Regions from separate parts of the Homo sapiens genome. Here region 1 is linked to region 2. A link is a contact called in ENCODE Hi-C or POLR2A ChIA-PET data. All regions are on one chromosome and are shown on one strand. The core of a region is the stretch at or near the end of the contact, and the rest is flanking DNA. Distances in the headings are between cores, read along the strand shown. Region 1 has its middle 41 kb from the start of FIGN. Region 2 holds the start of FIGN (fidgetin, microtubule severing factor).

Evidence for each region. Hi-C counts contacts between places; a loop is a spot of excess contacts on that map. ChIA-PET counts read pairs that join two places held with the same protein, here RNA polymerase II (POLR2A). Pooled maps may share reads with other maps.
Region 1: a loop to region 2 is called in a map of PC-3, with 7 times the contacts of the local background. The contact joins the enhancer-like site here to the promoter of FIGN in region 2. A Hi-C loop is called at or near these places in 8 of 168 maps with a recorded cell type or tissue (Calu3, MCF 10A, PC-3 and 5 more) and 6 of 50 pooled maps. POLR2A ChIA-PET finds 5 or more read pairs at or near these places in 4 of 52 experiments (H1, MCF 10A, PC-9 and 1 more).

What each region holds. Positions count from the first base shown.
Region 1 is chr2:163,772,797-163,780,598 of GRCh38, forward strand. No RefSeq gene overlaps it. Among named protein-coding and RNA genes, the nearest start is that of FIGN, 41 kb to the left of the region's middle. Within about 2 kb of position 2,200, at least 4 of the 41 ENCODE cell types and tissues checked have a DNase peak (open chromatin) inside an H3K27ac peak, as active enhancers do; they include PC-3, PC-9, Panc1 and 1 more, where a contact is called at or near this core.
Region 2 is chr2:163,731,200-163,738,914 of GRCh38, forward strand. It overlaps FIGN (fidgetin, microtubule severing factor), which reads right to left and starts at 4,809. Exons shown (of 3, transcript NM_018086.4): 1 at 4,639-4,809; 2 at 3,704-3,873. The coding sequence starts at 3,728. It overlaps LOC107985957 (a long non-coding RNA gene), which reads right to left and starts at 2,742. Exons shown (of 2, transcript XR_001739759.2): 1 at 1-2,742. RefSeq lists enhancers at 5,416-5,932, 5,933-6,448.

The DNA of each region.
Region 1 (7,802 bases), core at 950-3,449, 39 kb after region 2:
ATTTTATTTTATTTTATTTTATTTTATTTTATTTTATTTTATTTTTGGTATTTTTAGTAGAGACAGGGTTTCACCATGTTGGCCAGGCTGGACTTGAACTCCTGACCACAGGTGATCCACCCGTCTCGGCCTCCCAAAGTGCTGGGATTACAGGCGTGAGCCACCGTGCCCAGCCAGAAAGCTATACTAGTGGTGACTGAGGACAGAATAATGGCAAAGGAGGTGGTAAGAAGTGTCTTCACCAAAAGATCAGTACACCAGCCTACAGAAGACCCCATAGTATCTTGGAACTAAGAGAAATTCTATTCTTACTGCCTGTGGGAGGCATACATTATCAAAGTCTCAACTTGGAATTTTGAATGCATTTTGCCATAGAATATTGTAAGTTGTTAAACTCGTCAGTGTTATTTACATAATACATCAAGTAAATGATAGATTACTAAAGCATTGATTCTTTGGGAATATGTGTTTTAAATTCTTAGTAGGGAATAACAAATTGGCTTTTGGAACACAAGCTATTCCTAAGTAGGAGAGGGCCTTCCTTAGATTGTAGTGTCATGTCTAATTGTAGTGTGTAGACATCTTGAATCGCTATTCAATTAACACAAACACCATGGTGTAAAAGATCAGCAGGGATTTAATCATTAAGGAAAAGTTGATATTTAACATGGTACTAGACTTCGATCAAAATTGAACTTTGTTTCTTTAGTATGAAAGAGGGTAAACAGAAAGTAACATTTATTAAATGCCTACCGTTTTTAGGCTTTATGCTAAATGCTTACAGCTTAATTATCTTGGCTAATTCTCATAACAGTCAAGAGAAGTGGGCATTATTTTCTCCATTTACAGGTGAGAGAACTGAGTCTCAGTAAGATTTAGAAATTTACCAGGATGGGCAACATGTCAAAACCCCATCTCTATGAAACAAACAAACAAACAAACAAAAACACACACACACACACACACACACACACACAAAATTAGTCAGGCATAGTGCTGTGTGACTGTAGTCTCAGCTACTCGGGAGACTGAGGTGGGAGGATCGCTGGAGACTGACAGGTCGAGGCTGCAGTGAGCCATGATTGCACCACTGCACACTAGCCAGGGAAACAAAGCAAGACCCTGGCTCAAAAAAAAAAAAAAATTCAAAAAATTGCAATGATTGAAGTGAGGATTCATTCCTAAATTTTATTTGTTCGTTTACTTGTTTGAACTCCACTATATAGAGTGATTTAACAACTTGTTTATTATTGCAGCCCCTTCCTTCCTGGGTCTTTCTCTTCACCAACTCTATCACAAAGGAATCAAATTGGCTTTTTCCAGTTTCCCAAAGTCAATGGCCAATTAGATCATCATAAAGTGAACCTGATTTGCTCTTAAGTTTATCAGATTTAACCAAAGATTTAAAACAAAGTTATTAAGAAATGTTTAGATTAGCATAGTATGTTGCAGCCAAAATTCATAAGAAAAGTGAAAAATAAAATATCTAGGTGTTTCAAAATATCTAAATTTTTTGCATTTTGTTTTAATATTTGTTGACATTTGACATAATCTGTACATACTACTCCACTAAGAGCAAAATAAGAAGTATCACATGGGTAAAATTAGACATTTCATTTTATGGAAGGATTTTATAGCTGTCTAATATTCCTCATTTAAATGAGAAAACTTGTCATACTATACACTTCTTGCCATTGTCAGATATCAAATAACTGCCCAAAGCCATACTAGCCACTGTAGTCTGGACTATGATAAATCTATGCAGTTGTAATAAAGTGTAATTAATGTTAAACTTGAATTGAATTTATTTTCATATAATCTATATCAATGATCTTTGGGGGTAAGATGTATAGTATTTGAATACTTACTTTGAGCACTGGGTACTCAATAGGGCAGAGAAAAGGTATTTATTCCACCCTTAAACAGCATTTCTATGCTTGTGCCAGTTGTCATTTTTATCGCACAAAATTTTAGTATTAGGAATGAGATGTAACTTTTGTCATTATTTTATCTGTCATATGATAAATTTCAAATGTTCTTAACTTCAAACCCTGTTGGAAACTCTCAGTAAACTATAGCAAAAGCCATTTACCTGGGTGTTTTTTAAAGGGAAAAGAAAGAGAAGTTCAACAGCATATTCGACTAAAAAGTTTAATAACACCATGATCTAATAGGAAACCAACAGGTTACACTGGGCCAACGACATATTTGAAAGTACAAGTAAGAAAAATGAGTCAGGCCTAGATAATGTGCAGTAGCAGATCTCTTGGACAACTACACTTGGATTACCATGCTTCAGTGTTCATGACTAAAGCCTTCAGTTCCAAATTGTGTAATCCCACACCATATTTTCCTAGCCCTCTCCATTTTTCTGGACATGGAATATATCATTTCTGACCCTTCCCCAGAGCCCCCTCCAATAACTCCTCCTTTTCATCACAATTAATGTCCACAATTAATGTCCACATCAGAAGTTTTAAGATTTCAAGTTTTAGGTCAGAAAGAAGAATTATTTCAGCTAAAGAATTTTTAAAAAGTTTCTTTCTAGAGAGATGCTCCAGAGGCACCATCTAAAATCAAGCAACTGGAAATGCAATCTTAGATGCATCATTAGAACAAATATAGCTCCTATCATTTTATGGATGAATCAGACTTCCCCCTCTCACTAATCTAATCAAAAAGCATCTTTTTTTGTGTGTGTGGCCTCCCACACATTTGCCATCTAGTGTGAAAATGAGTCAACTGGAGAATGCATTTAGTGTGCTCTTTTGAAGGAAATGTTCTTGCCTACGAGAAGAACTAAGCAACAAGAAAAATAGTCTTTATTCACTCATCATATTTAATATTTTAGGTCCAGTAGGTCCTCTGATATATGTCAATTTCTCTCTTCTTTGACAGCCTTCTTATTTGCAAAGTGTTATGTACTTTGTATTCATTCAGCAACACGTTCATTGTTCATACCTTTCCACCAGAGAATTCTAATATTTATGCAGTGTTTTTCATCATTTCAATTTGTAAAAGTTCCTAGCTGAATTAAGAATATATCAAGTTATGAATCTTTTGAGGCCTAGAAAACAGATAGGAGATGCTGTTTCTCTTTCTGCTATTCTTTGTTTGTCAAATCACTTTAATGTTGACCATGAGGCCTCTGTGACTTTGTTTATCTTTTCCACCTGTACTATCCCCTTTTTGTAACAAAGGAGATAGGATGTGTCACCATATTGTAAGTGTCATTCCTGAAAATAATGACTTATTGGTACATCTGACAATGATGTTACAAGGCTTCATACAGCAGCCAATTCAATTTAAACTAAACTGATTTCTCTAGATGTCACCTCTCCATGTAAGGAACCCAGTTATTTTAGTAGAAAACTTTAATAACAAACAAACAGATACAACAGAGAAGAAAATGGAACGATGAGGTCACAAATATGTATATATTGTTGCTCTCAAATATATTCTTTAGAGATTAATTTGCCTTTTATTTAAAAAGTTTCAAAGTGGGGCCAGTCGCAGTGGCTCATGCTTATATTCCTAACACTTTTGGAGGCCGAGGTGGGTGGATCGCTTGAGCCCAGGAGTTCAAGACCAGCCTGGGCAACATGGCAAAATCCCATCTTTACAAAAATTACAAACGTTAGCTGGGAGTGGTGGCGTGTGCCTATAGTCCCAGCTACTTGGGAGGCTGAGGTGGGAGGATTGCTTGAACCCAGGAGGCAGAGGTTGCAGTGAGGTGTGATCATGCCACTGCACTCCAGCCTGGGTGACAGAGTAAGTACTCTGTCTCAAAAAAAAAAAAGTTTCAAAGGGTGGTAATCTTTGAAATCCTCTGATATTTTATTTTATTTATTTTTTTTTTTTTAAGGTAGAAATGGGGTCTCACATGTTGCCTAGGCTAGAGTGCAGCGGCTCAATCACAGCTCACTGCAGCCTTGACTTACCAGCCTCAAGTGGTCCTCCTGCCTCAGCCTCTTCAGTAGCTAGGACTACAGACATGCCACCATGACTAGCTAATTAAAACAATTTTTTTTTTTTTTGGTAGAGATAGGGCCTCACCATGTTGCCCAGGTTGGTCTCAAATTCCTGTGCTCAAGCAATCCTCCTGCTTTGGCCTCCCAAAGTGCTGGGATTATAGGCATGAGCCACCACACTTGGCTTGATATGTTCTTTTTATGATAATTTAAACCCTTGGATTTAATTTAGGGATTCTGGGATTGATTCTAAAATTCTTTATAAGTGCCTGAATATCCATGTCCTCAAAAATGTAAGTAAATTTTTAAATTTTAATTTTGACAAATTCTTCATTACTTGTAGACTATCATTTATTATTTACGGTTGGGATTGTATTTACTAAAGAATACCATTTATTTTTGTTTCTCATTCATACAACTTGGCCAGGGGCAGATGCAATCTTACCTTTTTTTTTTTTCCAGTGTACATGCTTCTTTATTCAATGACATATCAAAATATCTGGTCTGTAGTAAGTATACATAGAAAAGACTCCCATAGCCTTGCTCTTCCAACCCTAGTCAAATATTCATGTCAAAATTTGACATCTCTGTCAAGTCTAAAGAAGGAAGAAACCAACATGTATTGAGAATTTACTCCATATTGGGTCTTTCCCATTCAATGTCTTATTTAATCTTCACATGCTAACGTGTGGATATTATTTTCTCAGTTTTGGAAATGAGACTCAGATAGGTTAAGAAACTTACTCAAGTCATCCCTCCTAACATTTTCAGAGCCAAATTTGCCCATCTTTCCTTTCTCCAAGTATTGGCTACCATAACACACCATATTCATTTCCAAATGATTTCTTGCGTTCTGAATCATGAAGACATATGGTGTGAATATACAAATACTTATGCTATAATACTTAATTTTTTGTTAATTAATCTCCTCTTTCTCACTGTCAAAGTTAGGCAATCTCAGACTTTCTAATACTTAATGTTAGACTTGCCTTTTAGAATACTGTGATTTTAGCACCTCAGACTGCTGAAAATACTGTTCAACAGTCATTTCACGTTGAACTGGGTAGGTGCTTGGGATATCACTTCAAAGTATGGAATGTGGAATCATAGCATCAAAAAGGCCCTTAGGAATCTAACGACCTTTTGGGATCTCCAACTCCCAAATCTTGGTTTATCAGTGGGATCAGAGTGATCTCTTTAAAACTGCTTAGGTTATGTCACTCTTACTCAAAAGCCAACCAAAGCATCCCATCTCCCTCAGAGGCGAATCCAATGTGCATACAAGGTTCTAGAAATCCCTGCCTTACCTGCTCCCTTGCAACCATTGCCACATTGGCCTTCTTGATGTTTCTTGAACAAGGCAGACACATTCCAAGCAGTGCCCTTCGAATCGCCTATTTTCTTTGCTTAGAGCATTCTTTCCTACACTGGTAGGGCTTACTTTCTCATCTCTTTCAGGTATTTACTTAAATGTGATCACTGATATAAGGCCTTTCCTCACTGCATTACTTAAAATTGCAAACTCTCGCCCCTCACGTGCCATGGATCTTAGTTGCTTCCTCTCCCTTCATTTGCACTCAATACACTCAGTATCCTGTATATTTATTTGCTTATTTTTCTACCTCCCCCTAGTAAAACATAAGCTCCATGAAGAGCTGAAAATTTTATCTCTTTTGTACTAAGGTCTCCGCAGCACTTGGAACAGTGCCTGGCACATGGTTAGTAGCCAGCAGGTATTTGCTAAATGAATGTAAATTCCAAGACATCTTACTCATAAAGAATGCCACACTGAGTTTAATGAAAGGTCTTAGGAAATTTTCTTAAATGGAATATTCCAAGCTTGCTAGTGTGAAAAGGCAAAGACAAATTTAATCTGAGTCATCTCTGTATTGGCAAGTGAACTTTTTCCAAATAAGCCACTTGAGCAAAACTCAGTGTTATTCTAAAATAAAAGATGCTGGCAAAAAACTAAAAATAGAACTACCATATGATCCAGCAATCCCACTTATGGGGATACATCCAAAGGAAATGAAATCAGTATGTTCATTGCAGCATTATTCACAATAGTGAAGTCAATAAATGAAACAACTTAAGTGTTCATCAACAGATGAATGAATATAGAAATTTTGACTATATATATGCACGTGTGTGTATGTGTGTGTGTATATACATACATAAAATGTATAAACAATGAAATATTATTAAGTCTTAGAAAAGAAGGAAATTCTCCCACTTGGGACTACATGGATGAAATTAGAAGATATTAAGCTAAGTGAAACATGCTAAGCACAGAAAGACAAATATCACATGATACCACTTATTGTGGAATATTAAAAAAAAAGTCAGACCTAGAAAAACAGAGAGTAAAATGGTGGTGGCCAGGGGCTGAAGGGTGGGGGAAATAGGGAGCTGTTGGTCAAAGGGTACAAACATTCAGTTATGAGATGAATAAGTTCTAGAGATCTAATGTAAAACATGGTGACTATAGTTAATAATAATATATTGTATATGTGAAATTTGCTATGAGAGGTGATGGATACGTTAATTATCTTGATGGTGGGAATCATTTCACAATGCAAACTTGTGTCAAAACACTACATTATACCTTAATATAGATACAATATTTTTATTTATCAATCATACATCGATAAAGCTGAAAAAACTTTTTAAAAGATATTAGTACATAGATCTGATATATTCTGTTCCATGCATGAGGAGAGGGTGACTACTGTTGTCACATATATAAATTCCATATAATCCCTTCAAGTCTTTGCAGCTTTCTTTGGTTGATATTTCTTCTATCTAATAACACTCTGAGGGTAAAACAAAATTTAAAAGCGTCTATGAAGTAAACTTGGACCAATCGTCTTTTACTTCTTCTTAGTATGGCTGACAAGTTCTGCATAATGAACCTCTTTCATTCAACCTTCTCCTGATTTCATCACCGTATACTGGAAAGGGTGGTTTTGGCACTATGGATTGGATTTGGAGTGAGGTGGGAAGAAATGAGATAGTTTTGATTAAAAGTGAAATAATACGACTTATTCTTTGTCCTCATGTGAGATATGTGACTCCACAACTACTAGACTTTCTTTTGTGAAGAAATGCACAGAAATAAATTCTGTCTATGTGTCTCTTGAAAAGTAAGGTCTATATATATGTTTCTTACAGTTTTTGCTGCAGAGTAACCACTAATTTCTATTATATTACTGAGGAATAGGATTGTGGCAAAGGGATGGGAGTAGCTGTTGAAAGGTTTTTACTTTTTACTTCGAACTGTGCAATAAAAAATGTTAAAGTAACATAAGCTCAATTTTTTGTTCATAAAAAGCTAATTTGGAAAAAATCCATATGTTCCGTTAAAGCATATTCTGTACATGTGAGTAACAGTGCTGCGGCCTTGACTTCGCTCAATAAATATTTGCTTGATTGAGTAAACAAATGCATGAATGACTTTTTAATTCCTACAAATTATAAAGGAAAGGAACAAAAATGAAACTGTTTCATGGAATTCTGAAAAAGATTACAGTAGCTGAAAACAAAGAACGTGGCCTAGGTAAAGTGTCCCAGAGATCAGAGAAAGCCTGGACTCCTTCCAAAGTCAGACCAGGAATGCCAAAACACCTGCAGGGCAAGAACAGGTCAGAGTTTAGGCTTGAAGCCAAGAGGCTCTAGGCAGGAGCAGAGCCTCAGTTGGGCAGTGGCCACAGGCAAGACCCTGGGGCTTACAGGTAAAGTTGGAAGACCTAAGCCGGGTAGGGGCCAACAATCAAGCCTCACATGTAAAAACTGGTGGCAGAATAAAGGAAAAGTGTGAAATTCCTGGATTCA
Region 2 (7,715 bases), core at 3,559-6,058:
TGTGGATCTGTCCCTATGAATGTCCTGAGTAAGATACTAAATTCTAAAAGGTGACAACCAGAAGCTCAGGAAAAAATAATTAACCTATAATGAAATTACCCATTTATCTTTTCAGGTGGTTTATATCTTAAACTATCTTAGAAATGCAAAGTAATAATACAGATGGTCTCTATAGATTCTTGGAAATACTACCTATTTTCTTCTCTCTGGTTACACTCTTATATTATCATCTAAAAGTAATTAATGAAATTTCTGCACTCTTGTATATCTATCAGAAGTAACTACCTACAAAAAGGTTTTCAAAGTTCCTGCCTAACATGAATAAAAACAAAAACAAAAAATATTTTCTATTTATGGGAAGGAAAAAAATATCAGCCCTGGAAACTCAGCTACAGGAGTCTTAAATATAACTAAAGAATAAAACCCCCTATTTTCACTCAGAAGATATCAGATACTGTTTTAAGAATCTTACTGATGAAATACAGCCAGGAGAAAGAAAAATACTCTATTTTCAGAAAAAAAAAAAAGATGTTTCTTGAAATAATTCCAAAGAGACCCTATAAACTGTGTTTTTAGGAGAAGAGAAAAGCAAATCAACTCACACATACAGCTTCCAAACAGAAGTCTTACCCTCTTCCAGGAAAACAACAATGAGACTTTATTACCCTGCTATGATTCTTTCATTTCAGACATGATTAATTAGCAAGTATTACACTTCTCAAAACTCCCACCCTACTCTTCCCTGCTTATTTGATGATAGACCCACATGAAATAACAAGTTGCCTCCAGCAGTGTAAGACAAGTATCCAAAAACTCTATTTTAAAGAAGAAACACTTCTTTCCTATCTTTGCCTCCCAAAATGAAGCAGGCTGCTTCTAACTGCTTTCACAATTTTGTTTCAACTTGGTCATTTTCCTAACAATACCTTTTCAATTTTAAATAATGCATACAACATATTCATTATTCAAGAACACATAGCATGTTTAATCTGATACCTCTATTTTTAAGCTGAAATTCCAAAGGACTTATGTGTCCATGCAGTTTATATTGATAACCATAAACATGCACAATTAATAAACAATAGAGACGATGTGTACAAGCATGTTTTGGGACATGGTTTTTGTAGAAATAATGTTTCTTTTCCAAATAAAAGCTAATTTGTCACAAATATAATGAAGATAAGAAACAAGCATGAAGGAGTAAAAGAGAGGAAGAACAGAAGAGGATAACTAAAATTTGAATGAAAAACTCTTGACTCTCTACATATTCTTCCAAAATAATCTTTCAAAATAATTTTCCTTTTGAACAATCTGTGTTCAAAACGTCCATTCCATGTGCACCAAGAAGCCAGCCATCACTAAATATATTATAAATGTATATTCTAACAATCATCAATTTATAAAGTCTGGGATTTCCCCTTCAACCTTTCAACTGTTACGTCCAGAAAACTTCACACATAGTGAAATCCTAATAAATAGATCTTGTTGGTTCCAGGAAACATTTTTAAAAATCTATACTGGTCAAAATATCCTTGCTTTTTTTCTGTTGTATTAAATTTAGGATCAAAAACATCAAAGCAGCTTCCACCTCGGACCTAACTTTTAGAGGATCAATGTGACAAGGCAGTCCCTGATAGATGTTTCTCTTGATAAACGACTTGTTCAAAAGAGACATTGTAGCTTTCATTTCCTGACCACAACACACTTTTAATTTGCAACAGCAGAGCTGCCAGAGTGTGAGCACTTGCCCACTTTCTAGTCTTTTAGGTTTGTAGCTCTGGTTCCTTTAGGCCGCACATTTGAGACAAACAAAATCTAAAAATAATCAGAGTAAAGAATTAGAAAACAAGAGCCAGTAACGCCACTTTATACATATACACAAGTGTCTACTTTATATATATGTATGTAAACTTTCACCCCTAGAATTCTAATATATGATAACAAGGCTCCTAAGTTAACATCATTTGCACATCGGACATTTAAACATAGGGAAATGAATTATGTGACTATTATTTAATAGTAAGCAGAGACTTAAGAGGGGGGCAATTTACACACTCAAATCTGCTGTTAAATGTCATGAATTATATAATTGCCTATGCCAGTATGTTTTTCATGAATTATTGCAATGATTATTATTAGTACTACCTAGAAATCACATTTAAGTATCAATACGGTGAACAGTCAAACCATCCAATTTCTGCTCTCAGCACATTGTCCGAGCTCCGATTTAAAATTTATAAATGTAATATCCTCCTCATCACAGGCAGCAGCCCAATCTGCTCTGAATATATATTACAGCTTTAACATCACAGAGGGAAATCGCCCATCTGGCAATCCCATTCGCTCCAACAGCTCCGGGGGAAAAAAAGCTGTGCTCTCTCCTCCTTAAAACATTTCTCAGGGCAAATTATGTGCATCTAAAATAAACAGTCTTCTTATTGATCGCTTCAAAGTCAACAAGTTCCAAATGCAAAATTCAATCAAATCTTTCCTATCGTGTAAGTGTGGTGTGTATTTAGCTCAATAGTCACCAGAGTCCAACCAGACGTGTATGTCGCGCAACGGGTCTTGTAGTTCCTCTCTTCGTATTCACATTTGTGTTAGGAGAGAGCAGTGACCACGGCCACACTACAGACCCCTGGCAGCTTTGCCCCACTGTTATTTCTTTTTTCATATTCTCTCTTTCCTTCTTTCTCTCTTTTCAGGAGGAATTAACGGTCATGGGGTAAACATAGCAACAACCAAAAAAAAAAAAAAAAAAAACAGTCTAAAGTGGACATATCCTTTGGTTATGCAAAATACTTTAACATCTTTTTGTTGTTGTTGTTCCCTCTGTCTTAATTGAATATTACAAAGTGTACACAGGGCACTGCCACAAGAGCTATTGAAAATCCCCTCTCACTCCATTTAACTGACTTTTTTTTTTTGTAAAGAAAGGAAAGAGCGATTTCAAACGAAGTCAATTTCAGTGCCTGATTATTTAATTCTGTCACAAGTTAAAAGTAAAAAGCGCTGACAGGCAGACGAGTGAATGGAAAGGGGGAAGAAAAACCTATCCCTACTCTTTAAAAGACATCAAGGACTTTGGACAATCAAAATATAATTTTTATTTTCATGTAAAAGACACCTCTTCACTTACCCGCCCCCCCCAAAAAAAAACCACACTCAGAAGAACTGATTACTCCACAAAGTGCAAACATCAAGAGCAGATAGTCAAACTGCATTAATAGATTGAGAAAAATAAAATTTTCATCCAGTCCTGTTCCTGTGTGTGTACATATATATAGATACACTTTCATTAGTTAGTAATCTTTCCCAACACTCCTGCCCTCTCCCCTTTGCCCAGCCTCCCTCCTTCAAAAAAAAAAAAAAAAAAAACCCACACTGAGTTTAACTAATTTACATACTATTTGACTTCAGCAGTTATATATATATAGTGCATTACTAGTAACGTGCAACTTCTGGATGACAGCTAAAACCGATAAAAGTGGATTCAAGTAATATATTAATCAAAACTGCAATATACAAACAAGTGATAGCAAAAGAAAAAAAAGCATGGTGACATTAAACATATATTTTTTAAAAAAAGGAATTCTATATCATGAGCAACTGCTTGCCAGGCAGTCTTCAATGGTTTTATCATGCTATTTCATTTGTCTTTCCTATTTAGATGCAAAGGAAGTAAATTCCAAAACTGACATACCATAAACACTGGTGCTACTGATCATTTCTTGCTGGCAGCACAAAAAGCTGAATTGGATTTCTCACAAGCAGGAATTCCAAAGGTTGCTTTTCATTAAAGCCACTTTTCCTCTCAGCTATCAAATGTCACTGCCTTGAAACGTGGGCCCTTTCGTCAGGTATTCATTTAACCTACATGCATATAATTAAGGGGGAAAGCAACATCAACAAAAAGGGGATCTCAGATCACAGGAGAAGAAAGAAAGGAAAAAAAGCACATGACCAGGAATGCAAGTCCATGTCAATTTCACTCACTCCCATTGAAACTAACAAGAGCTCCGGGGAGGACGGTAATAGGATCAGTGGATTGTATATACCATTAAATTATACATCTTTCTCTCCCGTTCCTTGCCAACAATACGCCCACCACGCTGTACCCCCTCCTAGATGATGTGCTTACATTTTTCTGCAACCGATCTTCTGACATTTTCTCGTTCCCCCAGCCACGAGATTGTAATTTAACCTCAACTTTTTGTGTGTGTGCAAGATTCTTATTTACACTTCTTATTTACTTAGAAGTTAGTTCCCGAAGAAAGTCTAGCCCCACCCTATGGCTCCGCTTTCTTATTTTTTTATTTTTGAAGTAAAAAGATAGTAATAAGTAAGCCCAATATAGCGAAAAGCGAGATTCTTGCAATCGCGAACTCTTAATCCCATACTATTGTTACAATGATTAAGCAGCAAAAATATGCATTATAATGTTTCAGGGCTACTTTGAACAGAGAAATTAGACAGCAGGTTGGCGTACAGAATAGAAACGAGTGGAAATTGAATTTAATGTTTACGGCACAACTGAAGATCTCTTTTAATTACAGGTCTTGGATGTATTTATATTCTTTAAAAATAAAACAAAAACAAATTTAAACAGATGGTAGAAAACTACGAAGCTCCTCTTACCTGAACGCGCGGAGAGAGAACCCGATAGGTTAGCGTAGCATCGATCCGATGTGTTTGCTGATGAATGGAAGCTAGGGTTAAGTGAAGGTGCCTATGATTTGAAATCATTCCAAGTTTTTGAAGGGAAGACGGACTGCAGCCTCTGCCATGTTGGAATTTCAAACCCAAAACAGCTGCTTGGAAGGAGCCAGCATGCCAGAGGCTGGGCGCAGGCGCAGAGCGCCGCAGAGCCAAATTCAAATCACTTTCACACTAAGAGCCAAAGATCAGTTTTCAAAGGAGAGAGGGAGAAAGAGACGGAGGCTGCCGTGAGGGAGAGAAGACGGGAGGCAGTGGCGAGAGGCGGGCAGTGGAGAGAGACGGGCAGCGGGAGGACCAGGAGGGAGAGGGAGAGGCGCACGGAGCCCGCGGAGCTGGAGGGGGAGAAAGGGAGGCGGGAGGCGAGCCGGCGAGCGAGCTAGAGACGCGCCAGAGATTCATGGGCAGGGAGGGCTCAATGGCCGCGCCGCGCCGGCCGGCCGGCCGCTCGGGTCATGTTACACGGCCGGGGCCGCGGCGGCCGCCCAGCCTCGCCGATGCGCTCACGCGGCCCGGAGGGGGCCCCGAGGTCATGATTACGCGCGCGGGGACTCGCAGCTCTCCCTGCACGCACTCTCTGGCGGCCCAGCCTGGGGAAAGGGGAGCAGCGCCGTAGGGGGAAGGGGGCTTTCTTTCCCACGCGTGACCAGCCGGCCCCTGCGCTCCCCGGCCTGCGTTGGAGGGCCCGGGACAGAGCCGCGCTGCTCCCCGGCCCGCGGGCTCTTCCCTGCCGGTTCCCGGCCCTCTCGACAGCTGCGGCCCGTCCGCCCTTCCCCACCCCCTCTGCGCACGGGACGGGATCTGGTCTCGAGAGCCTGGACCTCACCGGCACCCTCCCCGGGGCCCCCAGCACCAGCCAGAAAACGACTTGATCTGCTTAGAAGAGGCAACTTCGGGGAGAAAATTCGCGTTCGCCCAGTTCCCCTCCCCCGCCTCCCTGTGAATAAATAAAATCCTAAGTGTCTAGGTGTGCGGTCCCCTCTCGCGCTCCCTGGCTCCCCTCCCTACCTCCCCCAGGCGGCTCGGGCTGGAGAAAGCAGCGCCCGGGGGGCCCTGGTGTCGGCGGCTGGTGCGCAGGCATAGACGTTAGGCTTCTGCCTTCCCAACCCCCCTCTATGGAGTAATCTGGGGACCCAGGAGTGGGAAGAGAGTAGGGGCTTTGTGGTGCTGGGAGCCGAGGAAGAATGAAATGTGCAGTTGAGTGTGTTGCTCGCATCCCAGGGAGCAATGCAGTGCTGATTGTCTGTTGCTGAGATAGCCTTTTGTTCGGAACATAAGGTTTAAGAAACACACACACGTTTTCTGGGGTCTCTTGTTAGATGTAAATGTGCGGCATCCAGACGCTTACTATGCAGTGTAAGCTCAGTTGGTTTACTAATCACCCCGCCCCACCCGCAAACAATCAGGATCATTTGAATGGGAACCTCATTCAGACTTCTAGGCTGAGAGTATTGCCTTCAACCTATTTCATTCTAGACTAGCCAACCATCCAACTGAGATAATAAAGCAAACAATAACATTTGATCATGATGTCTACGAGATAATGTGCCCGGCAAAGTTCTTTAGGAATTGTAATGAGAAAGAGAGTGAATTGGGTCATAATTTCTCTTCGTTTTCATTAAATATGACTTTAATAGATAAATGGTGAGTTTATACTTTGGCCTGGTAGACATCCAGTCTTCTATATTTCAACGAAGCTAAGAATGAAAGAGGCAAATTATATATTCCACCAGGAGCCCATCAAGCTGAAAATGTTACCTTTGAAGGTTGGAACCGAAAATGCACTTGCTGAGGACTGACCCTCCTCATAAGGGTGTTCACATTTCCCCCAGCTTCTCTGTTGTAGATTTGATAGCCTAAATTGCAGCTCTCCAGATGCTGAAATGCAGCTCTTTAAAAATGCCAAATATATACTTTGAAATTAATTCCATTCACCTTTTATGATGTTCTTACCTTTGAATGGATGCCTTTAGCTAACACACTGAGAAATAAAAATTATTTCAGTTAAATCTAGGCAGATGACAGAATTTAAAAGACAAAAAAAGAGTGATTCGAGATCCTAAGAAATATTTCTAAGCAATGAGATTTCTATTTGGAATGGATTTGACCTTTCTGTGAATTTTTTAAAAAAGGAGTCTTCGAAATAAAACAGAAGAACTTTATTCTGATGTAACAGAGAACACTGAAACCTCTTTAGTTATATTTTACAAGATGGCTTTGAAAATGATATTACGAAAAGTTGTTCATTGGATTTTACCACAAAGAAATAAGTGTAGGGAAATATCTGTGGGTCACTGTTGGATTGAGTACAGATGAATTAAAAAAAAAAAAAAAAACTGTGAAGCGCTCATAATCGCAGTTATTGCCCATTTGGGGAATGACGACCAAAAGTCCTCTGGACACACAGCAGATGCTCTGTGCAATTCGGGCAAAACTGCTCTGTTCTTGTTTGTTAAAAAAGTTCAGAGCTCATCAACCTTTAACATTAAATCCTAGCGTTGAATTTACAGTTCCTTGTGTAAATTCAAATAGTGAATAAAATATATAATACAGTGCCCACTGAATATAAAAACAATGTATTTTGATGACAGACTTAAAGCCATTCATCTGTAATATCTAAAATAAAACAACCCCTGCTCTTTAAAAAGAGGAGGAAAAAGTGTGGTCAGCAAGAGTTTATTAATAGATAATAACTGTACCTTTCCAATTCCCTTATAGATTCATTTGAAATACACATTATAAAAAAATCATTCAACATGCAAATAAATATAATTAACTTTGGAATCAAATAATTGGAAAACTGTTCAAAAGAGCACTGGATAGAGGTACAGAGTTTCTAAATTGTTCAAAATTACATATACTCTGGGAATAAAAGACACTTACATAATAGAATATACATTATGGGACTTCCATAATAATAAGATACACAGGAGAGTTCGTCATTGCACTATTTCTCCCTTTTTTTTTAAGTATAGGTAAAAGTTGCTTTTCTCCAATTA